2 separate regions of the Homo sapiens genome follow, and region 2 is linked to region 1. The links are chromatin loops, found by intact Hi-C in ENCODE. Cell type or tissue: sigmoid colon. All regions are shown on one strand. Each heading gives the region's core, and the rest is flanking DNA. Links, peaks and the distances in the headings are about the cores only.

What was found. A loop is a pair of places that touch in the nucleus more often than their neighbours do. Peaks named below come from ENCODE experiments on the same cell type or tissue, not always from the same donor. Only the 100,000 strongest peaks of a DNase experiment are listed, where the experiment ranks them.
Region 2: it touches region 1 in a loop (7-fold over the local background); 3 of 110 quality-filtered maps call a loop at or near these places.

Annotation. Positions count from the first base shown.
Region 1 is chr15:95,283,852-95,300,615 of GRCh38, forward strand. It overlaps LETR1 (lymphatic endothelial transcriptional regulator lncRNA 1), which reads right to left. Exons shown (of 4, transcript NR_034095.1): 2 at 5,571-5,703; 3 at 4,451-4,617. Among named protein-coding and RNA genes, the nearest start is that of LETR1, 35 kb to the right of the region's middle. In sigmoid colon, for the core only: a CTCF peak has its summit at 8,264 (motif pointing left); no DNase peak of the experiment used is centred there; H3K27ac peaks cover 1,450 bases.
Region 2 is chr15:94,404,840-94,421,603 of GRCh38, forward strand. All of the region lies in intron 17 of MCTP2 (multiple C2 and transmembrane domain containing 2), which reads left to right. Among named protein-coding and RNA genes, the nearest start is that of LINC02852, 180 kb to the right of the region's middle. In sigmoid colon, for the core only: a CTCF peak has its summit at 8,317 (motif pointing right); no DNase peak of the experiment used is centred there.

The DNA.
Region 1 (16,764 bases), core at 3,587-11,586:
GAGAAATGAGAGAAGAGTTTGTCCAGGGGCCAAGGGGACTTCACGCTTGGCTGATGAACTCCTGGTCTACAGCTCCCTGAATTCCCCTTACCCAAGGTCAAGATGAGTTCCAGTCATGTCAGGGCTGGACCTGTAGGTTGGGGTTAAGTGGTTCCAGCTTCTATATAGAGGCAGGAAGCCAAAAGGATCATTACCATAAGTATTTTTTTTTTAAATTCACAATTCTACTTTCCTCCCTCAACTACAATTTTGTTATATGGACATGTTCTAAGAGTATGTGCAGAGGATAACGATTAAATAAACTTTTCCAAGTAAAACACAGTTAAAGGCTACTTCACTGTGGCCAAATGACTTTCTGTAAGGCCAAAATTACTTACTGTAGAGAGCAACCAAATGCATTTGATGCTCTTTAATGCTCTAGAATATCTAATATTATGTAGAGCACATAATATACTTTAAGTGAGTGCATATCAATACATACAAGAATATCATAGCTATGAGAGAGGCATATAATTAATATATTTGAAATATCACTACTATCCCCATTCTAGCTCAAAGTGTGAACTGATTTTAAATTTTTTTTAAGCTTCTGCAAAACTTTATTCTTGTTTTCTCTCTTTAAAATTGTAAATCTTAAATATTTAAAAGATATCTTGCTGTCATGTAATATCCGATATTCACACACACACACGCACATAGGTACACAAATACACAAATGGAGACTTCCAATGAGAAAACAACCTTGTAAAAGGAGTTTTACAAGGGAGTGCTGTGTTAACTGACATATTGCTGAGTTAGCAACTAAATAACCAGCTACATACATCCCTTTTGTATCATTGAGTAGCATGCATTCTTAAAGTGATAATGGAACTAAATTTGGAGAGAACAGGCCCTTAAGTTTCAATTTATTTGTTTCACAATCGCAGCCTCAAACTGAAGGGAAAATTACGCTGCAGTTTGATAAATAAAGCACTATACATTCAAAAACAAAATGCAAAATGGAAACTTTTAGAACTTCAAATAATCAAGGATCTTAGATTAATTTCATCAGTGGTTGAGAGTTTTTTGTTGTTGTGAATTTGCTGGAGAATTTAGTATGAAAGCACTCTAACTAGTGTCTGATTATATCAGTGTCTCTATTTCCTTTTAGAACACACATCTGTTGTTGTGGGGGGTTTTTGGAGAGGAGAGTGTGGTTGTGGTTATTATGGAAATACGGCAAAACCAAATATTTTAAAGCAGATGAGAAGAAACCCACAAACAGTTGGCTCACAAATGTTGTAATGCTTTCCACACCCAGGCATAAAGCAAGTGGCAGCGGCAGCAGCAGCAGCGTTCCTGGTGGCCTCTGTTTTATCTGTTTCAAACACTGGGCTGCTCTTGTTAGTTAACTGACTGGAGATTGTTTTCTCCCTTTATCCCCTCTCTCTCTTTTTAATTGTTGTTACTCTGTTTTGCCTGAAAGCTGCAGTATCTCACTGTTCATTATTCCCTGTTCAGTCAAATCCTGTCCAAAATTAACTCATTGTGTGCTGGAGTTCTTCTCAAGCTCTCTTTTCTTACAAGATGCACAAAATAGACCTCACTGTAGCTCTTTCAAGAAGTTTGCATATCATACGGATAACTCTTTGAACTAACTCAATGCTGACTTTACTGGGCTGTGTTTCTTTAATATTTACAACTTCTAACTAGAAATATTTCCAATTATTAATAAGAAATTGTTATAAAATTCTAAAGTTTCAACCATTTTAATCCTTTCTCTCTCTCTCTCTCCCTCCCTGTCTCTTATATAAACCTAGTTCCACAGACCCTGTTTTGACTTTAGTTTCTCTTTTTTATTTTACTTGGAAATTTTTAAAAGAGTCTTCTGAGTCTCCAAACTAAAGCTATAAGACAGAAAAAAAAAAAAAGCCATCAGTCAATACAGCTGGGGAACTAGTTTCTCATATCAGCATCGAATTCCAAGGTATTCAACTTGAACTAAGTGCAGCCATCAGAAAAACCATAGAAATGGGAAAGTTGCTGTTGTAAATTAATGATTATTTGCTGTGTGCGTTAGAGTTGCGGTTTGTACCACATTTTATTGTGATGTTTTATTCTTACTCAGTGCAACAGTAATTGGGTCTTAAACATGATAAAGTATCTTCAAGGCTGCATTGGTAGCTGAGCTGCCTACGGCAGGTTTTTAACTCTAGTTAAAGAAGGTTAATCAAAGCTAATGAATCTGTTTTATCCATTGCCATGAGTTTTTTTTTTTTTTTTAAATGTGCCAGGAGGTGACTGACCTAAAATCCGGATTGTTCAGCTGTGAAGGCAAATACATCTTTAGCATAATGATTTTGCAAGCCTCTTTGATGGCCCTGGGTCCATGGATGGCAGGTACCTGCAAGCTCTGTAGTTTTCTTACCTTTCTACCACTGCTCACTCTTCTGCCATTAAAAAATACGAGCCTTATGAAAATACAGGAGAGGGAATGCAATCCCACACTACAGCCTTCAGTGTGAGAATATCAAGAGACTGTTGCATTCAGAAGTTCAGAATAGCTCTGCTCTTTATAAAAGAATATGAGGAGCCCCCTAATAAGGCCAATTCATTAGAACAAGTGTTTGTTACTAAAACACACCACGCAGGACCACAGGGATCCGAGCCAGACAGCACGGCAATTAAAGTTGCCTCCCTTCCAAACGCAGGCGGCCCACCAACTCTCACCCACGAGTTCTGCTTTGTTTTCCTATTAGAAATGTGATTGAAGAATGCAAGTTCATAATTTGTTCATGCAGCAGAAGACTAGTAACTCTCTGGTTGCAACATCCTTTTATACACTTCAAATCAGAATTAAAAAAAAATTCAGGTTGCTTGTGTGTGTCCTTTCTGAAAGCGCAGGAGGAGCAAAACCTTTTGCTCTGGGAATCTACCTTGCTGCCTAGAAAACATTGCCTAGTTGCATTTGCAAAAACGCTCAGCGAGAGACCATCCTCCAAATATCTAAAATCACAGTAGTGGAGGGTTTTTAATTTTAAGCCCAGCGTTTACAGAAAACACACACACACACACACACACACACACACACACACACACACTCTCAGCCTGCAGTGACACCTTTTCCCTCCCCTTTGGTGCTCTGCGGAGCTTTGGAATGAGATTCATAGCGACTCAGGACTGTTGCTGGCAAGGAAAACCCCCTGCCTACCAGACAGAAAGAGGGGCGGGGAGGGCCATTGTGGCTTTCCCTCCTGCTCTCTTTTTAAGCCCAAATAATATTTGTACTTTGAGGGGAGGGTGCAAAAAAGGGATCAAGATATGAAGCAAGGCAGAACCCAAAAAGCGAGGGGGAGAAAAAAGCTCAAGGAGAGAGACCAGCTCTGGTCCGAGAAAGGGCCTACATCACAGGTTTCAAAAGCATCTTTTTTCAGTTTCACGAGCCACAACCCCCTTGATGAAAACTAGTTGCGAAATTCAGCGCCTGTTAGGCCTCAGCTAATTAGAAAAAATGGGCTTTTTTTCTTTTCCTTTCTTTCTTTAGCACCTTTTCTTTCAAGCATTTAGTCTCAGGAGGGGGATCCAGGCTCTTGGCCGGGCTGTTTTGAAAACACGCCTTTGAATGCGTCTCCCTAATTCACGCCTTTTGTTTTTCAGCTTTTGTGTTTGCCAGTTTGACCATATAACGTTATACATCTGGTGTATAGCTTGTTGGGGGCTTTTTTCTCCCAGGGTTCCTATGCATTCCCTATAGGACCCTCCTGAGCTTCAATTTGAGCGATCGTGTAACATAAAGGGGGTAAAGGAGAGCCTAGGAGGCTGGGGAGTGGGGGGAACGAGGGAGCAGGAGAGGGGAGGAGGCCTGGGGGAGACAGAGAGAGAAATGAGTGAAACATAAAAAAAAAAAAAGTTGAAAAGAATTCTTTTGCTCTCTTCTTTTCTTCTCACTGTTGCGACTGGACCCTGAGTCAGCCGGCGACAAGGCCTCGGTGGGAAAATGAAGGGGCCACAGAATAGATAACTCATTGGAATTCTGGCAACATATTCGTAAATAAAACAAAAGTGGGGCGGCGGACTGGGGGAGGGAGTGTGTTCCTGGGGAAGCGCAGAGCTGCACAGGGCAGGGCTAGGAGGACATTTCCAGGGCAGGCTCCCTGCCTTGCCTCTTGCAGGGGAAATCTAAGATGGTCAAAGGAAAGGAATCCAACGGTTTTGCCCAGGCTTGTTTAGCAAAGCTCTTGCAGCTGGAGCTGTTTATTATTGCAGCTAGGAAGATGCTCTTCCAAACACACTTCCCAAGCTGAGAGAGCTGAAATAATCTATCCTATTTCTTCAGAGCCTGCAGGGTCTGTGCCTCAGAAAGGGGTTTCTGTTAAAAGAGGAACATTCTTGAGCATGGTTATTCTTCCCCAGCTCCTCAAGAAGAGGCATCCCCCAGATTTAGTTTGCAGATATCTTTCCCAACTCTTACCTCCCATGCGCACTTTCGATAAAACAGCTTGGATACCGCTTCTTGGAATGATGATACTGATGTAAGTTTCTTGACTTAAAAGCTCCCAGTCTTCTAGTGGATTTGGTTGCTATTGGTGCTCATTGATGGGTAATCTTGTGGATGAGCTCTCATCTCAATTTCTCCATCTGCAAAATGGACATATCTTAATATCAAAGTCACAATTCTTAGTTTTCACATACCCGGATGGTTACTTTTGTAATGAGTCAATTTCATATTTTTGTTTAATATATACATAGTGTGTGTGTGTATCTGTGAGTACATAAAACCCATTATAAAGATATAGTGTATATTTTGGTGGTTGTGATTTTGTATGTCATCCAACTGCTCTAGAATAACTCTGCAAGTCTGATTTTGGCTGAAAGAAAACCTAGAATAAATAGGAAGACAATATGTTTGTGGCGGTTGTTTAAAGCTAATACCAGCAGCTTTTTCTTTTCTTTACTGCTGAACAATTTCAAAAGCAATACTAGGCATGAAAGCAAAACAAACTCATTTCAGTGCAAAGCTTATGAGTTATTTGTGTTTCCCTGAATTCAAGGAGGGGGTGGATGGGTAGGAAATTTGTTTTAAATATAGAAATGGGGAAAATACAACAAACTCCACAGAATATCTTGGAAGGTTCTGCAGCTTGAAGTGCAGAGTTTATTACAGATGTGATGTAACTTGTGGGTATAATTTTCAAAAATAGCTGAAGAATACACTGTGAGAAATCTTACCAAAAGTACCATTTTCCCCAATATATTTGTAACTCAAGTTACCAGCTGATTAACCCCTTGAAAAGAGTTTCTGTAGGTGGAAATCTATATCCCTGTCTGTTCTTAATCAATCCAGCCACATGACCAATAATGTGGATGCAAGGGTTAACACAATTAAATTAACAAATGTTTGGAAGGAAATGGTAAAATTGGTTTTTAAAAAGATGTTTAACAAAGACATTTTGCTGTTCCAATCAGACACATAATTACACAATAGGCTATTTTCAGGAATCTATTTTTTCCTAAATGTTAATCAGACCAGAAGAAAACGCCTGTTAGTCCACATTGGGATATGCTGTAATTCCCTTGGAAAAGTAACTTACCTTAGGGAAATATTTTACTTCCCAGAAAAAGACTGTTTATTTACTCTGAATTCTTTCCCTTGCAAGGTTGTTGTCTGGTTTTTGTTTTTGTTTAAACTGGTCTCAGAACATGGAGAAGTACGACCATCGTCAACTGAAACAAAAACAAAACAAAACAAAAAAACCATGGACTTGAGCTAAAATTCTTAAATGAATTGTTTAGCTTCAAAATGTAAAACTGTCCCAGCAAGAATGTCACAAAGTGTAAGCACAGAAGGATCTGTATTTTACTGAAAACATTCTTTATATAACACCCGGAGAACACGAAAAGAATGAGCCACCCTTACTTATATTACAATGTCTGTATTTATTATCTTTTCAAGTGTGCTTAACAAGTTGATACCATTTTCTAAAAGGTTTTTTAGTTTGAGACTCCTAACTCATACACCTGCTCTCTTAGGTCACAACTGTAAGTCCAGAAAAAGGTGTGCTTTATGTTTCTGTGAAAACTGGCTTTATTTCTAGTTATAAGGGAGGCTGAACTTTTAGGTAAACTTGGTGCCAGGTAGCAGCAGCAGGAGCAACGTGAAAAAGAAAAATGGCAGTTACCCACTTAAGAAAATAACATTCTGTTGATCGACAAACACCCTTTAAATTTTAGCTATTAACAGCTCTTACAGAAACAGGAACTGCCAATAACAAACTTGATTTCTAATGTCCCCAAGGTAATAATAATCCACTAATTTGACTATATCCCAGCTGGCCTATACAGCAGTTTCTATTTGTTTTTTGTTGTTGTTGTTGGTTTTTTTTTTTTTTTTTTTTTGCAGCAGGGAAGACTTATCTTTCTTTGGGAAAAAAAAAAGGTGGGGAGTGTGCTGTAAAGTTAAGAAGGAGTGTGGAGAGAAAACACATGGAAATTTAATGTGAAAGTTTCTTGTTGCAATAAAGCTGTTAGGTTTGGCATGTAGACTGTTATCAGATGGTTCCTTTGACATTACTTGAGCCTTTCAGTAAGTAAGACAAGCCTGAAGGATTAGGTTGTCAACTTCAGCCTGTCATCTTTGAGCAGAAAAAAAGAATTCCTTTTCTTTTTCTTCCTTTCTTTTTTTTTTTTTTTTTTTTAGGTTGCATCTTCCTTCACCAGCTTTGAGCTTTGGAGATCGCAGCAGAGGTAGTTACTGGAAGACAATCTCAGGCCCACATTGATCATGGAAGTCTAGCTTTTAAAGATAAGTGAGCCAACCAAGCTGTAAGGCTAATCACCCTGTGCAAGTATGAATTTATCTAAAGAGGATTTCATGTGGAACCCCCGGAGCCGGCCGCCAAACGGATGACTGCACACTTTAAGAAAGTTCGTGGGACTTCTCCCAATCAACTGTCAGGCCACATAAAGGGTCTGGAACGCGCTGACTTAAGCAAATAATATTTAGCCATCTAAGGATACCGTAAGGCCCAAGATTTTGCTTTGTTGGCGCTGACAGGAAATATTGATACATATCAAGTAACACTCCTGATGCAAAAAGCGATATGTGTCTCCTTTCGGCACTATCTCTGTTTAGGAAACACCTTGCTTTAAAAGAAAGCACAGGTGGGGGCAGGGACAATGTCAAACCCAGCACTTCACTGGGTTTTCCAGCTTTCCTGGGATCACAATTTCATGAAAATAGGAACTAAGCAAAAGTCGTCTCCTTTTTGAAAAAAACCAAATGTATTGGAATTTGAATTTGCAAACTCTCAGAATGTCTAGCTGACAAGTGAACCCTGCCCATAACCCCAAAACTATTCCTTAAGTTTATTAACCTAGGAAACCTGCCACTGATTAGGTTTGGGTGTGTTTCTCAGCTTTTACAATAGTCTAAACTATATTACAACTATGTGGTTACAGGGCCTAAAAAGTAAATTGAAATATGTGGCTATTAAGTCGCAAATCCCCTCAATAGGACATGTGAGTCAAAACTCAATTTTTTGTGAGAAGTAATGTCTGTAATCCTATTGACTCATCATTTTTAGACATTTGTGGCTTTAATTACAGGGGAAAAACTGTAATGTCCTGTCTTGGGAAAATTTGATAGGGAACATCGGGCTGTTACCATAGAATAAAGGTTGCGTTGGAGGATTTAATTTAAAAAGGAAAAAGAAAGAACCCTATTTTATCAGAATACTCTAAACATTCTCCATCAGTAACGTTGTGCCTGAGGTGATATCCTTGAAGATGCTGGAGGTGGCGGTGTTAATGAAATACCCGTTGGCATTAAATAGCATTTCTAGAATCCTGATTGTAGCGCTAAAAAGGAAAGTGAATTTTCTAACAGCACAATAAACAAGGGGAATTACGAAAAAAGAATCCGCTGGTTCTGTAAGGAAGATCGCTTCCAGTTAAACAAAGAAATTTAGGGTCGTCTGCTTTTCATGAAAATCACATACATATGGCCTTTGAAATTTGTCACTGAAGATGGTTTTGCTCTAAGGTAAAATTCACCACTTTATAGCTTTTCAGCCGCAAGTCTCTGGATTTTTTTTCTTCTCTCTTTTGGCCTGCAGCCCAATATGAATGTATGATCACTAGCACAAGAGTTAAACATCTGAGTCTTTTTGAAGTGTCTTCAATGTTACAATGATGTGATGGTTGATTGCCTAGCAGTCAGTTTAGAAAAGTCTGCATTCTGCCCCCTAGTGGTAGAGATTAAAGTTTAATGGCTGCTTCATAACACGTAATGCCTTTTTCCCTCCTTTTCCATATGTTAAGGATATAGAGCAGTGTGGGAATTACTGATGAGTTTTGTCATAATCTGTAAAGTGTATATTTTAAGCAGGAAAATTTCTAGACTGAATGGACAGGTTTACGAGGCACAGGGTCATTTGATGTATGTTTTGTGTACTCTGCTGTGCTTTGCCAAACAATATACATCACCACTATAAACAGACATTGTCCCTAATACAACATTCCTTCTGGGAAAATTTTGGGACTTCTTAATAGAAGCTATTAACCAAAAAGTGCATGGTGTTGCCAAAATTATAATATTATACACACACACACACACACACACACACACACACACATATATTCAGAGAAAGCATGGTATACTGTCAGATACTGTGGAACTTCACATTTCTTTTCAGATGACCATTTTTTGTACAGGAGGTAATAAAAACAATTTGCACTAGTTATACCACTTACTACTCCACAGGTCACATTCCCTTTGTGTTCAAGTTCATAAAGAAAACCACGCACACCCAAAGTAAGGGTTTGTGATGTCCGAAAGATTTTGATGTGGGAAACGTTGATCACGCACAGCTTTTTTTTCAGCTGACAATGAAGTGGAAGACATTTGTTTGAGTTTTTATCGTATCCTGAGTTCTTGCTTGTTTGTTATTCATCTTTAATGTAGAACTCATATCTTGCATGCAGGCAAGTGTTGGAAGGCACACAAAATCAAGCACCCATGATATAGGCATCATCCAATGAGTGTGTGTTTAGATCTTGCAGAAGTGAAACCCCATGTTGGAGGAAGACGGGACAGACCGAGGAGGAGAAGGAGGAGGAGGAGGCATCCGTGGAGAGTGGACAGGCGGGACAGCTGGACCATGTGTAATGTGTCAGTTTGCTTCTGTGCCACTATTGTGTTGCTGATGTTGGAATGCAGGGAAGGCGCTAGTTTATTGAATAAGGAGCCATGTAAATTCCAGCTGTCAACATGTGATCACTCCCTCGGACAAAGAGAGAGGCTTTCTCCTCACTCATATTTGATTTCTAGTCACAGCTACACATTTTCCAGAGCCCTCATTGCCACCAGGCTACATCTGAGTAGCCTTTGGCCAGCCTTCTCTTTTCAGACTGGTTTTGCAGGGTGAGTACCTGGCTTGTAATGGTGTGTTGGCTGGCATTCAAATGACACAGTCAGAGTTAGTTCAAAAAGAATGCTATGGCTGTAGTGATAACAAATAATCAATAGTATTTTTAAAGCAGAATTCTTGCTATTGTTTGATCTATTTCAGTATAAAAGGCAAATGCTTTACTCAAGAAGAATAGTCCAAAACAACAATTCATACACTAGGTAGCTTTTCTTATTGTGAGACATGTCAACTGGGTTGTAACCATGTCAGTCTATGCCTTTCTTTAAAAACTGCTCCAGGGAACCACAGGTCCACAGAGGGACAGAGAGGCGCTCACTTCTTATCTTGCTGTCTTGCTGTCTAGCTCTGTACCCTCGCCATGTGGCTTGAGAGAGGCTGCTGACATTACTGAGATTTTGAGTGGGGTTCTGGGAAGCTCTCTACAGACTGGAAGGGGAGGAGGAAGAGGAGAGTGAGGAGCGGGAGGACAGGAGAAAAGCATTCTCTGAGTAAGATCAACTCCAAAGCAGCTTGAGTCTCATGGGAGTTTAATTAGAGGAAAAAAAAATTCATCCTTGTTCACACAGGCAAACATTATTCATATCTAGGAGATCTTGGATGCCAGTATTTTTTTTATAATGGGAAACATAGAACATTTTGTGGTGTGTGGCAAAATCGCAGTGTTTCTTTCTCCTTGCTGCAGAATTTCATTATCTTGAAAGAACTCAAAATGCTACAACATTGGAACGGTAAGGCTCCTTACCCAGGCACACATTGCTTCCTGCTGCCGTGATATGGCACTCCCTATAACTCTGCCTATAATTTGCAGTAAGAGGACTTTGATGCTTCTTTAAATATACATATATTACATACATATGGATTACATATGTATTTCACTTTAAGTTACTCAACATAAAACCTCCATAAATTTCCATAGGGGTATTTTCTAGAAATACATGGTTAAACATTGGATGAAATGGAGAAATTTCTGGTGTCAGGGTTGCCTAGAAAAACTCTTTTGACCTAAAAAAAATGCTTTTTTAACCCCCATTAATTTTCTAATAAAAAATTAGCTCCAATTTCAAAATGATTTGGTGACATTTAGCTATACTGATTTTAAAAGATGTAAGGGTAGCTTCATATTGAAATCATTCATCGGTGGTCAAATCATTGCCATGACCATCATCTTCATCCACTATTGAATGGTTTGCTGTTGACTAACAGATACTGTGCTCAACACAGGGAAGGGCACACAGATGTAAAAGAGGATGTTTTCCTCGCCTTGCCTGGGATTAGAGTGAGGTGAGTGAAGCCTATGAACAATTTTTTTTTTTTTTTTGAGATAGAGTCTTGCTGTGTTGCCCAGGCTGGAGTGCAGTGGCGCCATCTGAGCTCACTGCAACCTCCGCCTCCTGGGTTCAAGTGATTCTCGTGCCTCCGCCTCCAGAGTAGCTGGGATTACAGGCACGTGCCACCATGTTCAGGTAATTTTTGCATTTTTAGTAGAGACAGGGTTTCACCATGATGGCCAGGCTGGTCTCAAACTCCTGACCTCAGATGATCTTCCCACTTTGGCCTCCCACAGTGCTGGGATTGCAGGCGTGAGCAACTATGCCCGGCCTGAACTTTGATATTTTTTTTGTCATGGATTGTTTGCACTCATTTTGATTTTTCAGTATATTTCATTCTAATATTCTTTCTCTTGATTACTAAGATTTTTGGTGCTTCCTTAAATTCTGTACCCAGAGAAGTGCCTCATGGTCCATCCCTGCTGGCTTGCCTCACGTGGAAAGATGGAGGCTCGCTTGTTTGTTTCTGTCTGTTCAGCTTTTTAAGATTTCACAGAAATCAATTTTAGCCAAAACATCCTTCGTGAATTCACTAAAAACACATTTATAGACGGTGACTTTCCACATCCTCTCTCAAAGGTGCTTTTTGGGGGCTCCCAACACTCAAATAAAAACTCTTGCTATGTGCACTGATATTTTTCTGTCTAGGAACTAGTTTTTTTCAAATTTAGGATGGAATAAACAGTGATTTTCCTGCACACTGTTTGTCTTACGTCATTCCTCTGATGCCTTCCAAGAGCCCTGGTCAAACCTCTTCCCAAGAGAGGGGTTTCTAATCAGCCCCAGGCTCCTTTGCCAGCTCTTCCAGGTAACAATCCATTTCCCTTCATCCTTCACCTGATTAACTGCCCCCATCTGCTGTGGATTCCTGTTCTTAGTCATGCGTCTCTCCCCAATGCTGCCCTCTGGGCAGTGGATTTCAGATTTCCTTGTACCGGGCAACATATGTTCTTCAACTCTGGAGCCTCATGTCAGACACGGCCACTGCCAAGACGCTTGACATGGCCTGCTCCAAACTTCTTCTTTGCTAATTCAGCCTAGAGAGACAGCGTGCCAGCATGGAGAATAACACCGTTAACATGTGTTTACGGGCATTAAAGCGCAGCTCTACACTGTTATAAACCCCTGGCATATTTGACCTGGAAGGAAAAAAAAAAAAAAAGATCTCCGTAGTGCAGTACTTGGCTTTTTCAGCAGATTGTGAGTTCACTTAGACGACTGGAAAAGACAAAGGGATGAGAGAAAGGGAGAGCAAGAGCAAGGGGAGAGAGAAATAGGAGAGAGGGGGCAAGAGAGAATATACATCTCTATTTGTACCATTTAGCAACAGAGAAAGAAATGCAGAAACCACCTCTCAAGTCAGGAGAATGCTCCAACCAGCCAGGGTGTTATAAATTAGAGCCTGTCAGTATTACAATGTATATTAATAGTCACACCTCTTTTTAATGAGTTTGGCATTGGCAGCTGAGAGGAAATACAAGTCATCATGGCTCTGCTCATGCAAACCCCGACAAAGGAATCCGTAATAAATCTTCCTAGAACAGCACTCACCATAAATATGTATCACATAAGGCATCTGTTTTACATTCTGCATATAAATCAGCATAGCGCTGAATAGCAATGAATCAGCTTCTCAATGCCTGATTTGATAACAAATCGACTTGGATCTTAGGAGAGAGAATTTACAGCCCTCACCCTCAAGACAGATAGTCAATACTTAAGATGAGTGCCAAGTTAACTTTTCTTCAGCAACCAAGTTTACAGAATGAGAGTCCTGAGGCTGGGGTGGGAGCCCAGCGGGTGGGGCTGGACAGTTCCTGGGGGAGGGAAAGCAGTCACTCTTCCCAGGGAGAGGAGCTTTGAGGTTTGCAGCTCTGGATTTGAAGGATGTCGTGTGGCATATCTCTGCATTCTGCATCTGACCTCCTCTCCGCTTTGTCCCCTTTCTTGGATCTCCCACAGGTACAGTTTCCGCAGGCTGTAATGATGATGGAGTCATCTTGGTGGTGTCATTTGGGGCGGGGATGGGGAGAACCCAAGGTGCCCCCCCAGGCCGGGTAGGGCTTTCTCTCTGCAGCCTCTTCACCTGTCCCAACTTGGCTGGGGTGACTCCCACGACTAAGGGAGGAAGCAAAGCTCTGACCCCTTTCTTTACAGACCGTTGATAATAACTTCCTGTAAAGACCTTTTATTCCAGGCTACAAAATGAGTGAACAGTATTTATGGCATTTTTCCAGTATCAGAGTGTTGATGGGATCAGGTCACAGAGGGAAACTTGAATGGCTCTTTATTGTCAGAGCACTGCCTGATACAGACATGGCCAGCCACACAGAGATATGAAATGCTTAAAGACTGCACAGGCAGAACAGCCCCTCTAAAGTCTCTGCCAAGATAAAGGCAGCTGTTCCGGCTCACTTAGGTTGGCGGAGCAGAGAGCAGGTACCAGTTGGGCAACTGGGTGTAACCTGGGGAGAGCAGATGTTTTTTTGCAAAATTCTGAAGGCAACACTTTATTTGCTCCTGGTTTTTTGTTTTTGTTTTTTTTTCACTTCAGCTATGGGTCATCATTCCTTTTTCTTTGCAAACATCCATCTCATTTGTAGTAGGAAGCAGCCACTTACCATATTGTGAGCTATGAGTCTTCTTAAACACTGTCTATCTCCTAAGGCCAAGCAGTTGTGATCTCTTTTTATAGGCTCAGCTGCTGTGGCCTTTCCAAATAAATGCCTGTTTGGTGACCCATGTCTCAACCCCAAAGTGAGAAATGTATTTCAAAATTGCTTCAAATACTGCCTATATTCAATGCTTTTGGATCTAACTAGATTAATTATAAAAAGCCCTCTTCCGTTGGGTTTGGATAGATAACTAGAAAAATGGAGTCTGAGCTTTCCCAAAATCCTCTCCGATTTAAACTAATCACAAATCTACTACAGCCACTATATTTTTATCCCTCACTTTAGAAGATATGCAGGTATGATTGTTCATTGAAGAGGCTGTTGTGTTTACAGGCCTCTTAAAATTCTGGTTTTATTGTTCAAAATCTCCAACGTACCCGAAAAACAATTATAATAAAAATTGCCCGAAGTATAATCTATTTCAAGTATCAACTCACTTAACTATTTTTCTTGTCATGGAACAATTTGGATATATGCAAATACTAGAACTAGGGGTGTTTTTTTCCCCTCTAAAAGACATTTTGCAGTGTCTGGAAACGTATAAAGTTATTTTTACATCTCACAATTTGGTGGTGGTGTTGGGGGGTGCCACTGGCACCTGAGAAACACCAGATGCTCTTAAATACCCTACAATGCACAGATGGTACCTCCATTCCCATCCCCAGCTCTGCCCTCATGCAACGAAGAATGATCTGGCCCAAAATGTCAATAGTGCCAAGGTTGAGAAACTCTGTGCTGGAAGAGATTGCCCCAAACTGGATTCTAAAAGAACTTGAGTTGGCGTCCCAGATCTGTGGATTCTGTGACCTTGAGTAAGTTACTTATCTCTCTGATCTCTTCTGAAGTGAAAAGTGATCAAACTGTCTGGGTGTGAGAAGAATATAAAAGGATATATGTAAAATATCTGGCCAGAAATAAGTTCAATCATTACTTTTCTCCCTTCTTTTCCCTAACAAAGTGTAGTAAAAGGCTCTGCCTCAAAGTGAGTTCTGAGAGAAAGGAGTTTTGAAGTACTCATATTTTTCACTGATTTGGTAATATCTCAAGATTTTATTACTTGCCTGTTTAAAAAAAAAAAAAAAAAAAAAATATATATATATATATATATATATATATATATATATATATATATGCGCCAGGTAGAGTTTGGTGAACTGAACTGAAGTTGTCTTTTTGGTTTGAGAGACTGCAGAAAGGATTTTAGTCTTCATTTAAAATTTTCTATAGTGGTTCCAATGGCATTGTTAATTTTGGGTGAGAAAAGCAGAAAAACTCTAGGTTTGGCAAGCAGACAGACCTGGATGCAAATTGTGTGTCTCTCCTTCTTGACTTTGTGACCTTGGGCACAAGGTATTCTTTCCAAGATTCAGATTTCCTCATTGGTAAAATGGGCATCATGACTTCTATATTTCAGATTTTTTGTTGAACAATAAATAATATAAATAAAGCAGTATCTAACACAAAGCCAAATGGTGTTGAGGATCTGCCTAAATCACAGTAGTTGACAGTAACAGTTCGCCTTGCTTTTGTTCTTGCCTCATTAAAGAGATGAGAGGTAGGCCAAAGGCAAGGAACCAAGGGCTGCCTACATGCAGGGAGCAAGCCCCATGGAACGGACCGGGGAAGACAGCTCACCTTTCAGGGAACAACCTGTTCATGGAAATCAACCCTACACATTTGTGCAAGATCTTCCAACTAGAAAAGTCTCCTAACATTCAGCCTGTGGTTTTTCAAAGAGAGGAAGTGGTCAGGTACCACATATTAACAGAAGGGCTCTGTGACAGACTGTATTTTCCAAAGATGGCTGCAACAAACTCCTATCCCAGACCACCCACTGAGAAACTCCGTAAATTAATTCAAGGTATTTTATTTTAATATAATTTTTGATATGCTCATTTGTTTCCATTTATAAATGTTATGCACACTCATTATAGAAAATTTGGAAAATGCCATAAAAAAGAGTTAAGATAAAAAAAATCAAGTTAGCAGTGATATTAAGATACCTTTTTGATGAATTTCTGCTTTCAAATGTGTTTAGCTACATAGTTTGGATACAAAATTATAAGTGACCACAATGCTAAGGCTGTGTCATCACATGCAAAACGAAGTGCAAATTAAAATAGTTATTGCAAAAATTTAGGCCCAGAACTTTCTTACCTACAGAGTCCCTGTAATTAAGGAAAGGTGTTTAGGATAATTGCCTCCATTTACCACTTTAGTTGTTTGAGGGAATGAGGTATCAGGAACTGGCTGGCATAAATTTTTCTTTTCTGATTATATAAAATGCTTAGTCCGACTATTTTTCTCAAAGTGGTTTTTTTGCTCAATGAAAAGCCGTTTTTAAAAAAATTAAATATACTTTGATTCAGTTGTCAAAAGAATCTTCATGTTTTCAATAACCAAATTACCAATCAATTCTATCAATTTAGTTTAAAATAATAATAATAAACCAACCCAGTCATTAATGAATTCAAAACAGATATTTCAAGGTATAAAATGTTCCTTGAAATTTTTCTTTTTCTTTCTTTCTTTTTTTTTTTTTTTTTTTTTTTTGAGATGAAGTCTCACTCTGCTGCCCAGGCTGAAGTGCAGTGGCGCTATCTGGCTCACTGCAACCTCCGCCTCCTGGGTTCAAATGATTCTCCTGCTTCAACCTCCAGAATAGCTGAGATTACAGGTGCATGCCACCATGCCTAGCTAATTTTTGTATTTTTAGTAGAGATGGGGTTTTGCCATGTTGGCCAGGCTGGTCTCAAACTCCTGACCTCAAGTGATCCACTGCCTCGGCCTCCCAAAGTGCTGGGATTACAGGTGTGAGCCACTGCGCCTGGCCAGAATTTTTCTAATAAGTGAAATTAAATATACTGTTCATATTATGCTGTTATTCCAAATTGAATTTACAGGTGGCAAATAGAGGTGAGCCAGTCTTGGTTATGCACTATATTTGCCCCCATAGTGCACGCATGTTAGTGAGTGTGGGGTGAGGAGATGGCTTGAAGACGAGGTAGACAAGAGAGGTTGTAAATATTTTCTAATTTTTTTCCAATAATTTAGAAGAGATTGCAAATATGTTCTTTTTCCAAGACTTAAGTCAGATACAAGCCTTCCCAATGACGTGTGAAAGGCAAATTTTGGGGGTGCTCCTAATTTTACATCCTATGTCTTATATTAAAAGATGTTGAATAAGTTCTTAGGTAGCACTTAGGATTAAGAGTCACACAGCACGCCTGTAACCCCAGCGCTTTGGGAGGCCGAGGAGGGCGGATCACGAGGTCAGGAGATCGAGACCATCCTGGCTAACACGGTGAAACCCCCGTCTCTACTAAAAATACAAAAAAAAATTAGTTGGGCATG
Region 2 (16,764 bases), core at 3,749-11,748, 880 kb before region 1:
GCCCAGGCTCTCCTCTGCCTTTCTTCACTATGCAACTGCCATATCTGTCAGGGGTGACACACACTGACGGATGTTCTCCTGTGATCTGTTGACAGAATGCTGCTTGGTGTCTTTATTCGTCATTGTGACACTTTGTTCATGTTCCAACTGCTCGCCTTGGCATGACAGGGCAGAACAGAGGCGCTGTCTGAAGCAAGGTTTTAAGCCAAGGATTTATTAAATGACCCGTAGTCAGGTCCTCTAATTGAAATTAGCGAATGTGATAGTTGAGGGTTTGCTACACAGGTGTGAAAGGAGCTATTTTAGTTGAACCAGTCCCTGGTGGGGCTTTTCTTCTTGTGACAGTACAGGAAGTGATGCTAACACAACAAACTAAGGGCAGAACTGAAGGGATGTGTTTTTCTTCTGTTTTTTGAGAAAACATAAAATATTAACTTTATGTTCTAGACTCTAGCTCCAGGTGATACAAACATGAACATTGCAGAATCATGTTTAATCTATTCTCAATGTCAATTTTAAGACTTTATGAAAGCAAACCATACGTTTTCCATGGATGCCTATGTACATGTGCATGAACATAATCGTATCTTGTTGAAAGCAGCAGTTAAAGAAAAGCAGGCTCTTAAGATCTAGGTCCGCATGGTGTCTCGTCAGAAGTGGATGGACAAACGTGAGAGAACTCACCTTGCTAGATGACCCAAGCATCACCTTCCTCTACCATGCGATTTATCACTGCTACACTTACAGGAGTGGTTGTATTCCCAACATGAGAGAAGAAAGTTATCAGTAATGCACCTGCTATGTTAATGTTGCTGCATAGTGTTGAATTTATTGTTATCATAAGAAATTAAACATGGGCATTTGTAGGGTGGTCAGACCATTCCAAGTCAAGTTTCTATAGACTCAGTTCTTCTTGTTAGGATGAACATTGAAAATCTTTCTCATTTTGTCTTCTGGGTCTTTCTCTTTCCCCTATGTTTTTCAGATATTTTGGTATCTTGCCTTTTCTAAGGTTTACTTAGTTATATTAAATTAAGGATATATTTTTTCTTTTTTCTTCCTTCAGAAAGTAACATTCTTGACTTTCCCATTTGAAAAACAAATTAATATGAGATGTTGACTTAGTGAATGAGGCCAAATAGAACTGAAATATTTTGCCTTGAAGTAAGTGCACCTGTATATTTCCCTATGAATAGATTTGTAAATATATGTGGTATTTTATACACATGTATATACATTTATATACATACACAAGACGTGTACATGGCCATTCCCACACAGATTTTGACTATTTGAACTATTATTCATAGTTCATGTTATTTCAGTGCTTAGACACTGTCCCAAGGATTTTATAAATTTAGTTCTCACAACAACCTGCTGATGTAGGTGGTGATTACTATCTTCTTTTTACAGATGAGAAAAATAAGCCTATAGAGGTCAAGTACAGTGACAGAGCTCATGTGTGTGTATGAGGTAGAGGTGGAATTGAAACCCAGGCCATCTTGCTTTAGTCTGTGCAGGCTTAACCCTTCAGCTATTCTGCCTCTCACTGATGCCCAGGATGCAATGTTTGTTGTCCTTGTATTTACATAGTGACACCGGGACCAACCATACTGATTGTTTCAGATCTGTATTTAGATATTATGTGTGGGGATTAAGCCTGTTCCAAGCTGTGATGCTATACAGGAAAGAAACCCTCATTACATGGGCGAGAATAATTCTTTAGCTCAGTTATTTTATTCACAAGTGATGATGAGACCAAAATTAAAGAAGCCAAACATGGAAATGCCCAGCCCCTGGGCATCACATGCATTTGGCATCCTTGGAATCCAGCTGGATAATTTGAAAAACCCTAGAGCCTTGGTTCTAGACTGAGTCCCAAATTACAGTCTGACTTGTTTTTCCCCACCTTTGAGGAATGCTTTTAGATGATGTAGAGGGATTTTCAAGGGGAGAAGAAAGTAAAAACAGAAAACAACTAGTGGAAGGGATCATGGAAGGCATTGGACTTTTCAGTTGTTTTTTTTTTTTTTTTTTAAGTATTCCAAGTTGTTCAGAAAAGGGATGGGGTAGAAGAGAATAACCACCCCTTATGTTCCTTTAAAATATCTTGAAATAATAGCTATAAAAGAGATAGGCCCATATGTCTAGTGGGGATCTCTATTTTATATACCCAGTGTCTCAGTGCAAATACATTATTTGATCATAATAAAGATAAATTTGTTCTCAAAAGATAACTTTGCATTGTGATATTTATATTGGTAGATCCAATCATGTATGGGTGTTTTGTTATGACATACTTATATTTTATAAACCCCAATGTTGTCTATTAAAAGTCCTAAAGTTATATTATTATATAAATGCATTTTTCATATGTTAAAATATTATTTACTTGACAGATGGCATCATCAGAAGGTGATTTTAAACAGCAAAGTTCTGATGCTTTTAACATAGAATTGCATTTATGCAGTTTCATTTTTCCACCGATATTTCAGGCACACACCTATTGTATCAAGGGAGGCAAGTTTGTGGGGCATTGATGGATTCTTTGCTTTATTAAATTTTTACTTGGATGTTTGATCTAAAAAGTAATCTAAATCTACCATATATCAACGAGTATCTTCATAAAGCTATGATTTTAACATCTGTGACTTTTTTCCGATTTTTTGAGTATAGGGAAATAAAGAATTTACTTTTCAGAGTTGACAAGGACTGAAATATGATACACAAATTAAAGCATCAATCAACCTCTCCCTCAATAAAGTTAAAAAATACAACTGTCCACTCGCTTGGTAATATCCCATATTTAACATATATAGAATTTTTAGCTTTTAGAGATCCTAGAATATTGAGAAAATGTGAAGTAATTTCACATAGAACTTAAAAACAACAGTAGCAGTAATAGAGCCAACCCTTCCAACACACATGTACTTGTGCACACACACACACACACACACACACACACACACACACACACATGCATGAACACGAAGAAGCAGAGGACATTTGGGAAATTAAAAGTTGCTCTGTTGAATGTTTTGTGAAAGCAGTTTAGTAAAAACCAAAGGCAAGGCCTTGAGGACTGCTGTTTTCCATGATTTCTCTGTGGACCGAAAAACATTCAGATTCATTTTGCTTTGGTACAAATGACAAATGCAACACTGTTTTGAGATTCGACTCATTAAATAATGCTGGTCAAATGTCTTTTTGATGCTTTCGATATTTATGTGTTAACTGTGTCTAAAAGATTTACTTTAAGTTCTGTCACCAGTTTACTCACAACGAAATGCACCTGCATTTCATTAAGCTCTTTCATTGGCTATGACATCCACCAGAAGTCACAACTGGATGTGCAGAGCAGACATCGCTGCCCATTTGCTAGGTGTGTGTGCAGTTGATGCTCAAAAATTAAAAGTATTTGTGTAAAGCTGGAAAAAAGAAATTTCAGTTACAATAACCAGAAGAAGAGGGGTTTTAGACATCTTAAAAGTGTGTATATATAAGTGCACACACAGAACCATATACACATATATGCAAAATATATAGGTATATTCAATGCTTAAAATATTTGGCATCTTATGGTTTTAACATATATAAGATAGTTTCCCTAGTCTTCCTTTTCATGAAGGACTACATAATATACTTTCAAAATGTTTTAAAGTTTTTTTCAGCACTTTTTTAAAATAGGAACAATCCATCATTGCATATTGTGAGCATAATTTTTACAACATAATTGCACCTTCTATTGGCAGGTTCTCAGGCATTAACTAATTATGCAATTTAATAAAATTACAGTAATCGCATTAAAAAGATTATCTGTTAAAAATTTAAAAGGACACTATTAACTATTTTAGCATATTTTCATGTTTATATTTTCAATTTTGTGAGTTGTGATTCCAGACAGAATCATAGCTAGATCGACTGAAATCACTTATTCTTTTGGAGCATTCCAATTTTGACTAGTAAACATTAGATCTCAATTATTGTAATCATAGCACAGCCATATTCACATAGCCTGGTAGATGTAAATGGTTAGCTCCCCCTTTTGTGTGTAGGTCCAGGCTCTGCGTGGGACCCTGTGTCACTACCACTGCCTTTTCTGAGCTTTCTGTTGGTGTGCACTTGCAAGCACATATTTTCTGCCTTCTCTGAATTTTCTTTTCAGGATTCTGTGATGGTGAATACTGAATGTCAGCTTGATTGGATTGAAGGATACAAAGTATTGATCCTGGGTGTGTCTGTGAGAGTGTTGCCAAAGGAGATTTGAGTCAGTGGGCTGGGAAAGGCAGACCCACCCTTAATCTGGGTGGGCACCATCTAATCAGCTGCCAGTGCAACTAGAATATAAGCAGGCAGAAAAATGTGAAAACAGAGACTGGCCTGGCCTCCCAGCCTACATCTTTCTCCCATGCTGGTTGCCTCCTGCCCTTGAACATCGGACTCCGAGTTCTTCAGTTGAGGAACTCGGACTGGCTCTCCTTGCTCCTCAGCCTGCAGATGGCCTATTGTGGGACCTTGTGATTGTGTGAGATAATACTTAATAAACTCATATATATTAACCACCAGATGCCAAGCAGAGCTCTACCTCAAGGCTATGATAATACTCAAATATGAATATATATATATTCCTATTCCATTAGTTCCATCTCTCTAGATAACCCTGACTAATACGGATTCCTTGTCTTTTACAGATCCCAAGTAGTGCAGTCTAATTCACTCTGCTTTCCAGAGATACCCTACTGAGCTTGATCCAGATTTTAGGATCTTCAATCTTAAAGAAAAGACTCCAGAGGTCGTGTAGCAACTTAATGCAGCTGATGTTTGACTACCACCTTCTTCAGGCTTGCTCCTTCTCCCGATCCTCCCTCTTTCCTCCTCTCTCTTCCCTCTTCTCCATCCCCTTCCCACAAGCAGTGATGGTTTCGAGTATCTAGTACACTGCTAGATATTGAAATGCAGGAATGAATTTTCATACTGAGCACTCGTAAGTCTATCAACCCTCCTCCCCTATTTTCCACTCACCCTTCCTTTCCCCCTCCCTTTCCCCCTCCCTCCCTCTCTCTCTCTCTCCTTCCTCCTCACCCCATTTATCCCCTCTACTCTGCCTCTCTCCAGAAGCCCTCCTCACCTCCTTAGTTTCCCTACTTTATTCCCCCAAGTTTCTTCTATCATCCTCCCTTATATTTGAAAACAAGCATATCATAAGAAAAAATGTGCTCTTTGGGAATTAAATTAGGTCATAAGCATGGAAATATTTTAAAAACATGGAATGGGTTACAAGTATGGGTAGGAATTACTGCTATCTGATATAACTATTGGTGGGTGATGGTATTCTTCAAATTCAGAGAAAGGCCTCGCTAAAACACACACACACACTCATGTGCTATTTCATTGCAAACTGTTTTTGTGGACCTGGACTTGTTGAGAACCTGTTCAATGACAGGGTGGAAATGCAAAGCTTGGTATTGTGTGCTGTGGTTGGTGTTCAGGAGTCAATCATTTCCAGGGCTACTTAATGTCTATTTAACCACCAGATGCCAAGCAGAGTTCTCCCTCAAGGCTATGATGATACTCTTCATGCTTGACCTAATAAATTCAGTTCATGTCAAAAATAGATGGCTTATGCCTATAGTTCCAGCACTTTCAGAGACAGAGGCGGAGTTTGAGTCCAGCCTGGGCAACAGAGTGAGACCCCGTCTCAAAAAAAGAAAAAAAAAAAGAAGAGGTATTTTATTTCAATGACTTAATACTTCCGGTTAATGTCATGTGTTATATAGTTATGCAGTGTAACACAGCCTCATGATTGAAGGATTGTTTTAGTATATTGCAAGCTGCAGAAAGGCAAAGGCCCAGTCTTTCATCTTTGTGCATATCCTTACTGCTTAGGATAATGTTGGGTACACAGTAGGCATCTAATCAATGCTTCTTGGAAGGGTGCTAGAACTAGTGAAAATCATCTGTTACCAGATGTTGCTTTCTTTTTATTCGTACACCTCCGTTGATCATAATAGCCTGTGGCCGCATCAGTAGCTAAAATCCAAAAACAACCTGGCAGCTTCATCATATTCTTGTCTGTTATGCATTTTTCTGGCTTTTTCTTGATCCTGCCCATCCAGGAATTGTGCTAACTAGTAGCAAAATGGCCAAAAGGCAGCCAGGAGGAGGAAGAGAGCTGGAAAATCTCTAACTGCCATCACAGCCCCTGAATCTGAGAAGATTCTATTTTTGATATTTTCAGAACTGAATGCCTTTTCTCCCCTTTCATTTGTTTCTGTATGTGACACCTGGATGTGCAAACATTTTGTGTGATGCAAAAACAGAAAAGAATATTTAGAAATAGGGGGACCTGGTGTGTGTGAAAACAGTTATAACCAATTCCTTATGTAGGTTTTGACCTGTTGAAGAACATGCTCAGCACTTAGATATCTGGCTAATTTGATATTGCTTTTTTTTTTTTTTTCTTTTTTTGCAGTCTGAGCTTTGTCATTTGTTTCTAAGCTGTCATTTTTATTAGTCTCTCTGGCTGATCTTTTGGGGCTCCCCATCAGGTGGCATGTGCTCGCCATTGTCTGGCTGTGCTTGGCAAGCGGAGGGCCCTTTTATTGCTGTGTGATGTGGGCGTGCTTGCTGGGGTAGCCTGTAATTAGACCCACCACAGGTGACAGTTACTAGAGAGCCCAGTAATCGTTCTAGCTGCCTGATCTGATGTTTATGGAGAGAAGCCTTCTTTGTGGTCTGGTCAGGGTTTACTACAGCGTGTTGTACTTTTGCCATTTGATTTATGATTTAGAAAGGTGTGTTTTGTTACTGCTCCCTTTATCTAGGGGTTGTGTCATTGGCTTTTTAAATAACAGATGTGTTTTAGAGGGAGATTTTTATTATAAAGCCTGATCATCCCCATCTCACGTATACAAAAAAAAAGATTTTGATATTTAATCAAAATCAGGTTCAATATGTAATCATCTAAGCCTTGCTCTTGCACAGTGTTTACTGACTGTTCTAGTCTCCCTGGGATTCTCTTATTACCTAAATCCATATTGGTTTTGGCCTTTTAAAATGACTTTTCTATTGCTTCCCAAGCTCTTTAAAATTTCTGTTTTAATTCATTGTCTGGGATGCTTCATTTTGTCAAGGAAAAAACCCAAAACAAAACAGAAATATACTTGTGGGCCCCATTGGTGTTAGGCAAGACCCAACAGCTGTTGTTTTTAATATAGGAAAGATGGAGCCACAGAATGAGGTAGGAGGGGCTTTCATGGTCAGTCTGAGGGGAAGAAGAAAGCTGCAGGCTTCAGAAAGTGATTTTCCCAAGGCCTCCTCATTTGTTTGAATAGAGGATTCTCAGTCCTACACTACTTTTACAATGCACGGCTTGTATAGTCATAAACTTTGAAATTACGGTTTTAGTTCTTGAGTACAAACTGCATATACACAGGATCCTTGGACTCTGCTTTTTTTTTTTTTAGGTACATTTTCCCTCAGGTCTTACATTTGAGTAAAAATAGTTTGTGAGTCTGTGGAGTTGCTATTCAGAGTGGTAACATGCCGTAGGGAGATGTAAATCTGTATTGCTACCTCGTGCTCACTTGACTGACTCTTCCGTTGGAACAGGTGAATTTTCCTCATCAAAATGTTGTGTCCATGGTGATGAGAGTAATGAAGATGATAACGATGATCACAATGATGACAAGGATGATGATGATGATGAACGGTGTTTTTGTGTTTGGGAGGTGTTTAAGTTTTGACTTCTGCTCTAAAACCTTGCTCTTTATTAGGCTTTAGCGATGCTGTTAGTGAAGCCTTGTCTTACATTGTCTTCTCTTTAAGGAATAGAGTATTGCTTCTTCAGCTAAGTATGCCTTTGTTAATAGCCACATTTCTTCTGCTCTGGGTTAAGCTAGGTACATGCAATTATAAACATTTTGTGTCCCATAGCAAGAGCAGTTTTCCTTGGAAATCACCGAGACCCTCAATTTTTTTTGCAAGGAAACTTTTATAGGCTAATTCATTACCCCCATCCCCAAATTCTACTTTTCACAATAGGAAAATGCATAGTGTGTTTAGCTGTGAAAAAAAATTAGCCGACTGTGGCCTCATTAACTGCACCTCTTTCGGCAAATTTGATTTTGCATTTCATTGGCGATTTTTACATTTTTGATAATCTACATGTTTTCAAAAAATTGATTTCCTGGAAATTTAATCAAAAACAGGGTTGGGGAATAAGAGGAGGGAGAGAAAAAAGGAAAAGGAAAGAAAAATAACAAATAGCTTGGCAATCGCTTGAGTTTACTTAAAGATAGTCCTGCAGGTGGCGATAGAAACTCATAAATGATAAAATCCTAAGGTAAATTTCTGTGGGCTACTTCTTGGGGATTTTAATTTCAGCAATTTATTTTTAATTTGATACAATCGTCTATAAGCAGAAATTATTACATTAGTAAAAAAAATTCAAATTTTCATGTTGTGTACTTTTCTGTTTTTATAATAATTTTCTTGAATATTCTGTAGCACATTCTTCCTTATGCAGAAGAAATAAGATCCAGATTACTGCCCAGTTGGTACAGATTTCATTAGGAAAATAACCATTTTAAGGCTTCTTTTTTTTTTAATTTCATTTTTACGTTCTTTAACCTGCAGCTAAAATTTGATGCTTATGTCATTGGCTAGGTTTCACTTCTATAAAGGCCTTTGCTCTTGGGTGTGACATGGCTTGCTTAGGCATGACGCTGAGTGTGTGTGTGTGTGTGTGTGTGTTCACAGAGACATTCCTTCATATCATAGTATCAAATCTAGTTGCTTCCAGAGGCCATTTCCTCCCTTAGTTAGGTGTTTCAAGTTAGTTTTAATGTGACTAGGATCACAAATTTCTTGAAAGCTATTTTATCTAGGGATAAAAACAAAACATAAATATGTATATTTTTAACATTAGACAATACATAGTGAATATGATAACATTTTTTCAATTCTTTTAGTTATTTTGGGCATGAGGCATTGTCAAAGCAAAGTGAAAGCATTTGGAAGACAGGAGATCTTTCTTTTCTGCTAGTTAAGGTTCAAGAGTTTTTAAATTGCTTTTTGTGACTATATATATTCATTTATGGTTTTTTAAGTTTGAATCTGAAAATGCAAACTCTAAAGGATAAAACTAATTTTCAACTTTCCTATTTTCTTGTAGTCTCATTTAGAAAACCTTTGCAGTGTACATTTTCAAGGTGGAGCTGCCTTGATTCTAAGAAAATGTAATTATTTTGGTTTAAACACTTTAGGCTTTAGATGTTGAGTGTCATCAACAGATAACTGTGATGGTCTTGAGCAAATTATGTGAATTGCAGTCTCTGCCTTTCTTCTGAACATTTCCCTAAGTCTTATGGTAAAGTTCAAACCAGTAATGTCTTATATGCTGTACCCTTGGATCCAGAATTTTTTTTATGATATAATAGAAGAGGCAGAAAAAGAAAGAAAAGAAACCTCTGGCCTTCTTATATTCTGTTTCAATTGTTCTTCCAATTACTCATGAGGGAGAGGAGTGGAATGCAAGTCAGACACTCTGAAAACCTATTTTGCAGCCTTCATATAAAAAATATTCAGTTCTCTGCTCTGTTAGCAGCTGACCAAAATCTAATCCGTTAAAAAATACATCGTGGTAAGCAGTTCTTGAAAATGTTTATAATAAATGGTAAAAGCCAAGCTTCCACTGTGAGATTAGCAGTTGGAACAGGACGTGTTCATCAGGAAATAGGTTATTGCCTGACTAGTGTGTCCTGCAGAGTAACCTGCAGGATAGATGAAGATTTAAAAGCTTGCAGTGCAAGGATTTTATTTGATTTTCCCCCTTTGCTTTCTTTTGCATATTCCAGTGTTGTTTATCACTCATGGTATTTTTCCCAATGACTCTCTTATGAAGTTCATTTTACAAACAAAAAGTGTGGCATGTTTTGGGGGTTGGTTCCATTCACGCCCCATGATCATCTAATGACCTATGGGTATTAATGTTGCTAATACACTTTTTTACATTACAGACTTCGTAGCTTAAAGATAAATGTGAAAGAATATTTTCCAGAGATCTGGACCTACCACCAGCTTCCATCTTAAAGATACAGGAAGTGCTGCAGAGAATTATGGTGTCTTTCCTGCTTTTTGCTTGACTGCAGTCCAGCCTGAGAGTCAGTGGACAGTAGTGCTCATGAATAATGCCTTCTATGTGGATGATACCTACAGTAACACAGGAGTGACTAAGAGATCAAATACACTGGCTAAAAAGCCTTAGGGAAGCATTATGTGTCTGAGGTCTGATCTATTGTCTGGGAGGTCGCAGAGTGTTAATGCACTCTGCAAAGATTACACTCCCTCTCTAATTGCTCAGACACTTCCTTAAAGGATTTAAACAGTCAGGAAAGGTGACGCTCCTTGTCAATTTTTGTCTTCTGCCTGCAGTTGAAGTTTATCTGTCTTTCCACTGAGACCACTAGATCAAGTAACCTAGACGGTGTCAAAGGCATAAACTCTGAATTAGGAGTGAAAGCAATAAGAGATGTTATTTACCGTACCGTTGTTACTTGCTCTTTAAATGCTCTGCATTCCATTTCTGGTGTTTACATAGTGAAAACGACAGCATCTCTGTGTTCCAAAGCGGGGCTTAAAAGGGTCCAAGGCTTCACTTTGACTTTTGATCAAATTTGTTTTCATAATCCTTTCGCAGTGCCATAACACCCCGTGCAGCATTCTCCTTTTAGGTTATTATTTCAGCTAAATATGTAGAAAATAGGTGAACTTTAGGATTCCCTCGGTGCGTCCCCCCAACCTCACCCCTCCCAACACACCCCCATTCTGAGATGTTTCCCCTGAATTAGGCATATGCAAGACCAACCCACATTTAGGACGTGATAACTTTGTCCAGACCATCATTGTAAACTTCAAATGATACACAGACACATTTGAAAAAAGATCTCCTCTCTGCATTGGAGAATCCTAACTCAATCTTGTGTGTCTGGAGAGCTGATATAGCAATTTTATCAGACTCTGTATCTCTTATATTGCTTTGATTATAACTCAGTGTTTCCTAAATGACACTGAAAAGCTTAAAGAAAGGTTTTACTAGTTCTTTCCCAATGGCAGTTTAGGAAATATCGGGGAGCTGTCTGTTTGTGAAGAGCATAATGAACTCCTTAAATTCATAGTCTGTGTTGCTGCTGTAGGAAGGAGTGGGGAGTGCAAGCTTGCATTCCACCTCGAGCATTTTCTACCCACTATGCACAGTTGCATCATTGAGAAGTAAGCATTCCTCTTAGATCAGTTCAAATTGCTAATATATGTGTCCTACAGCCTGCAATATAATATTTACGTAGCTTCCGAAAGAGACCTGCAAGGATTCCCTGTAATTCAAGATGGTAGTCTGACTGATGGGTGTAGAAGGATTTTTTTTTTTGTTTTAAAGAAATTCTTGTTTGTCCCATGAGATTTTCACACTTTTCGGCTGACGGCACTGTATTTTACTCATCCTGTATAAAGCTGTCAGTGTATTCATTATATGTGTGTCTTGAAGACTCTGAGCAGATGACGGGAACAATTGCTGGAGGGGGAAAACACATTTGAATCAAAATCTTCAGAAGAGCATTTCTGTAGTCTCTCCTGTTCCTGCTTCTGCGTGGACTGTCCCTCGCACTTTCTCTGATTGCATGTTATCTCACACTGTTGGTAGATTACACTGAATGTTTCATCTGTATATAAAAATTAAAAATTCAAACAAAAATCTGGCCCACATGAAGAACAGGCCCTTTGGGCATATGGTTCATTATGCATATTCGTTTAATTACTAAAACACTTGCGATGGCTTTAGTGCCCTTGCTTTCAACTTGCAAAGTTGGATCTCTTCTATTGCACAGAAAATATAGTGCAGAATTCTGTTATGAAGGAGGAAAAAAGAAAAGAAAAAAATAGAGCCTTTGAAGAAATTATTGGAATTCACCAAAAGGAGGTATGATTGTCAGTATGAAATAAATGGGAAAAGGGATTTCTCCCCTTCCTCGTCTTTGTCATCTCCTTCTCCCTCCCATTTCTACCACTACCCCGAAGGCTGTTTTTACTGTGGTTAGTTTATAAGTAATGTGAGACTAAGGATTTAGGTTTCAAACATGTTCCCTCTGAGCGCCTCAAGTCTCATGATGAAGCAAAGTTTTATTGTTTAGAAGGGGGCTGCTATGAAAGTGTGACTTTAATTGATTTTTCAGGGCAAACAGGTGGTGATGGTTTAGACATCTCCTGGCCTGAGTGCCACTCCTAATTTGGGTCTACACATATAATAGCTTTATTAAAATAAACAATCCCTTGGCTTTGGTTTTACCTGAACATCTGCCTCCTGGTTTTTAGAGGGCTTTTAAAAATATTTTCACTGTGTGCTTAACAGGATCTGATCCTAACATAGCTAAGAAAGACTTTATTTTCTATTTATGCCATCAAATTTTTTATTTTTATCTGATGTTAAAGACACTAAAATTTAGAAGCATCTTTAAATGGGATAATCAGTGCTTCAGTAGTTTTCTTTAGAGCACCTTCATTTACAGGATGCAACAGATTTTGAATGTAACAGGTCAAAAATTGAATTTGTAGTTGCTGGGTTTTGATTTGAACTTTTATTTTGGTGCACAAAAGATTGTTTGAGTGAGTACACGTACGTGTGTGTGTGCGCACATGTTTTAAGACCATATTTTGGATTTATTCCTGAGCGCTGGTGATGTTTCAGCATTGTAAGAAAGCTTCTTGGACTCCTCTTGATCAGAATAAATTCAAGACTCCTAACAGCATTTCTAAGGGAAAGGAGGATCCAAGCCTTGGCATCGTTCTTGTTTTTAGTGGCAAGTATGTGTGGCTCTGATACAAGCACAATTTTGCTTTTCAATTAAGCAAATAGGTAGTCTATCTGAGTAACGGGAGACCATCCAAGACATTCTTGATATGATTCCTAAAGGAATTGTACTTTGCTATAAATAGCATCACTCACTAATCACTATTGGAGGGTTCCTGAATTCGGGTACCTTAGTCGGTTTTAAACACATTGAATATGTACAGAGCTATTGCAGGCTTAATGTGAACTTACTGCAAGCCTGCTTCTTTTAGTGCCAGAAATAAAGCTGCAAGTGGAGTAACTTAATACAGCGAACTGCTTTACTCTATCACTGCACTAATGCTAATTAGATACACTTGCTTTATTACCCAGAGCATTTTTTTCTGTGTTCGTTCTGATCTAATCTTTCTATGAACATAAAGGAGTAAGTCATGAAGGAGTAAGTCGTAAGTGTTATGTTTAAGCTTTTAGTCACAATTGCAGCCTAATGTTCATGTGAGCAAAGTCAGAGAACACTCTTAGAGAATGCTTTGTCCACTTACAGTCCAATTAGAATCCCATTGGACTTCTCCCATGGAGGGCCCCACAGTGCCAAAAATTACGCTTCTGAAATGAGTAAGACACTTATCGATACATTTAATGGAATTTTGTTCTTGACCTCTTCATCTACCTACCTTTATGGAGAATAAATAAATGTGTGAAGATTTTTTCTCCCTTCCTTTAATCAGAGCAGAGAATTTGCTGATGGCTTTGAAAGATGTATTTACCAAAATCAGACTTTCAACTGCTCAATTACCACCTTCTGCAAAGACGTATAATGAGAAATTTATTGTCTGATTCTAGACCTGAAATTATGATCATTCTAGGGGGAAAAAGCCAATAGTGCAGCACATTAGATGCTTTTTCTCTTTCATTTAGTTCAGTGCTTTTCTACTTTTTAAACTACTTTTTCTGCCTTTATGAGCGGTGTGGGGATTTTTATTGGGGCATAGGTGATTGTTTGACTTTTCCATTTATATGAAATCATCACAAAATGTAGAATATAGTGTGGCCAGTAGCATGATGTAAACATTAAAGGGATGGAATTTTAATAAATGCTTCACATTTAAGAGAATAAAAACTAATAAGAAGTGAATGTATGATACAGGTTAGAAGCCTTCTTTTCCCCCTGTTTAAAAATGTCCATTAATGTATTCTAAAGAGGAAAATAAAAGTCAACAAAAACTTCATGTCTAGAGCAACGGAGTCTAAAAGCCTCTAATTTATATTTAATATTAAGATAATACATTTTATATGTACTTTCTTTAAAGTTAGAATGGATCAGCCATATTCTTCATAGAAATGTTCAGTATAGTTATACTGTGAAACTGACAGTTTGAAAATGATATGCATTGTTTATTTAAATAGTCATAGAGGATAATAAAAGCGAGAAACATATAATCGAGATGTCTGCCTACAAAAGCACTGGGAATAAATGGCCAGATGGGGTTATACCCACACCAAACTGGAACTACTGGATGGAAATGTGTCTTTAAGAGCCAGACACCAAGTCTGATATTCCCCTAATTAACTGACCAGGTCACTTTATGACACATAGAATTAGTCAAAGACAATGTCAAGTAAACACCAGAAATAGTACATTTCACTGCTCATGGATCTTAAGAAAACAAATGGTTAAAGAATTTTGATTTGGTAACCTTTCTTTATATTATGGTACCGAGAGCATGACTTAGAGGTATAAGTGGAAATATGAAGGTTTTATTAGAGGGCAGGGAAGGAAAGGGAGAGTCAGGGCAGGAAAGGACATTTTGATTCTGGAGCTTCATGAAGCTGAGATTTGCCAAGGCCATTCTTCCATTATTGGTGTCTCTTTCCCTTTCTCTAAATAGGACCTTGACTGGGAAGAACATGCCACCTCCTACACCCACTGATTTCTTCCGAAAGTGTAGAATTAGTTTTCTGGTCAGTCTAAATAGCCTTTCATAGTTGCCCTATGTATCTTCACCTCTTTTACATTATATAGGCAGGCATCCTTTTATCAGGCTTCACTTTATTGCACTTTGCACATACTGCTTATTTTTTTTTTTTTTACAAATCGAAAATTTGTGCAAACCTGCATCTAACAAGTTTATTGGCACCATTTCTACAAAAAAGCAAGTTATCCAGAAGTTCTAGCTGAGATAATTGATAAAGGTGGCTACACTAAACAACAGATTTTCAATGTAGAAGAAACAGTCTTCTGTTGGAAGAAGATGCCATCTAGGACTTCCATAGCTACAGAAAATGCTTTACTTTAAAGCTTCAAAGGACAGGCTGACTCTCTTGTTAGGGGTTAATGCAGCTGGTAACCTTAAATTGAAGCCAGTACTCATTTAGCATTTTAGAAATCCTAGGGCCCTTAAGAATTCTGCTAAATGTACTCTGCCTGTGCTCTATAAATGGAACAACAAAGCTTGGATGAGAGCACATCTGTTTGCAGCATCATTTACTGAATATTTTAAACCCACTGTTGAGATCTACTTCTCAGAAAAAAATGATTTTTTTCAAAATATCACTGCTCATCGAACATGTACCTAGCTGCTCAAGAGCTGTGATGGAGATATACAATGAGATTAATGTTGTTTTCATGCCTGCTAACATAACATCCATTCTGTAGCTGATGGATCAAGGACTAATTTCAACTTTCAGGTCTTATTAAAGAAATATATTTTGTAAAATGATAGCCGTCATTGATTGTGAATTTTTCTGATGGATCTGGACAAAATAAGAACCTTCTTGAAAGGATTCACCATTCTAGATGCCATTAAGAACATTTGTGATTCATGGGAGGAGGTTAAAATATCAACATTAACACGAGTTTAGAAGGAGTCGATTGCAGCCTTCACAGATGACTTGGAAGGGTGGAGTGGAAGAAGTAAGTTTAGATGTGGCAGAAATAGCAAGAATAGAATTAGAAGTAGAGCCTGAAAATGTGACTGAATTGCTATAATCTCATGATGAAACTTGAACATATGAAGTTTCTTCTTGTGGATGAGTCAGGAAAGTGGATTCTAGAGATGGAATCTACTCCTGGTGAAGATGCTATGAACATTGTTGAAATAACAAATGACTTAGAATATTCCATCTTGGTTGATAAAACAGTGGAAGGGTTTGAAAATGTTGACCCCAATTTTGAAAGAAGTTCTACTATGGGTAAGATGCTGTCAAAGAGCATCACATGCTACAGAGAAATCTTTTATGAAAGCAAGAGTCAATTGATGTGATAGACTTCATTGCTGTCTTATTGTAAGAAATTGCCACAGCCACCCCAGCCTTCAGCAACCACCACCCTGATCAGTCATCAGCCATCAACATTGAGGCAAAACCCTCCACCAGCAAAAAGGTTATGACTCACTGAAAGCTCGGATGATAGTATTTTTTTTTTTTTTTTAGCAATGAACTGTTTTTAATTAAAGTGTATTTACTTCACCTTTTTAGACATACGCTGTTGCATACTTAATGTTGCAACTTACCATTGCATATGTTGCTGTACACTGTACTAGACTGTAGCACAGTGTAAACATAATCTTTATTATGTACTGGGAAACCCAAAAAATTGTGTGACTCACTTTATTGTGATTTTTGCTTCGTTGTGGTTGTCTGGAACCAAACTCACAAGATCTCAGATGCATGCCTGTACAATTGTATTAATTTTCTTTTGCTGCTGTGACAAATTATCAAAGACATAAGTGGCTTAAGATGACACAAATGTATTATCTTACAGTGCTGGAGGTCAGAAGTCTAACCCTGGTCTCACTGGGCTAAAATTAAGGGAGGGCTCTTTTTCCATCTGGAGGATCTAGGGGAGAATCCCTTTCCTTTGCTTTTCAACTTCTGAAGGCTGCCCCCACATCCCTTGGCTCATGGGCCATTCCTCCATCTTC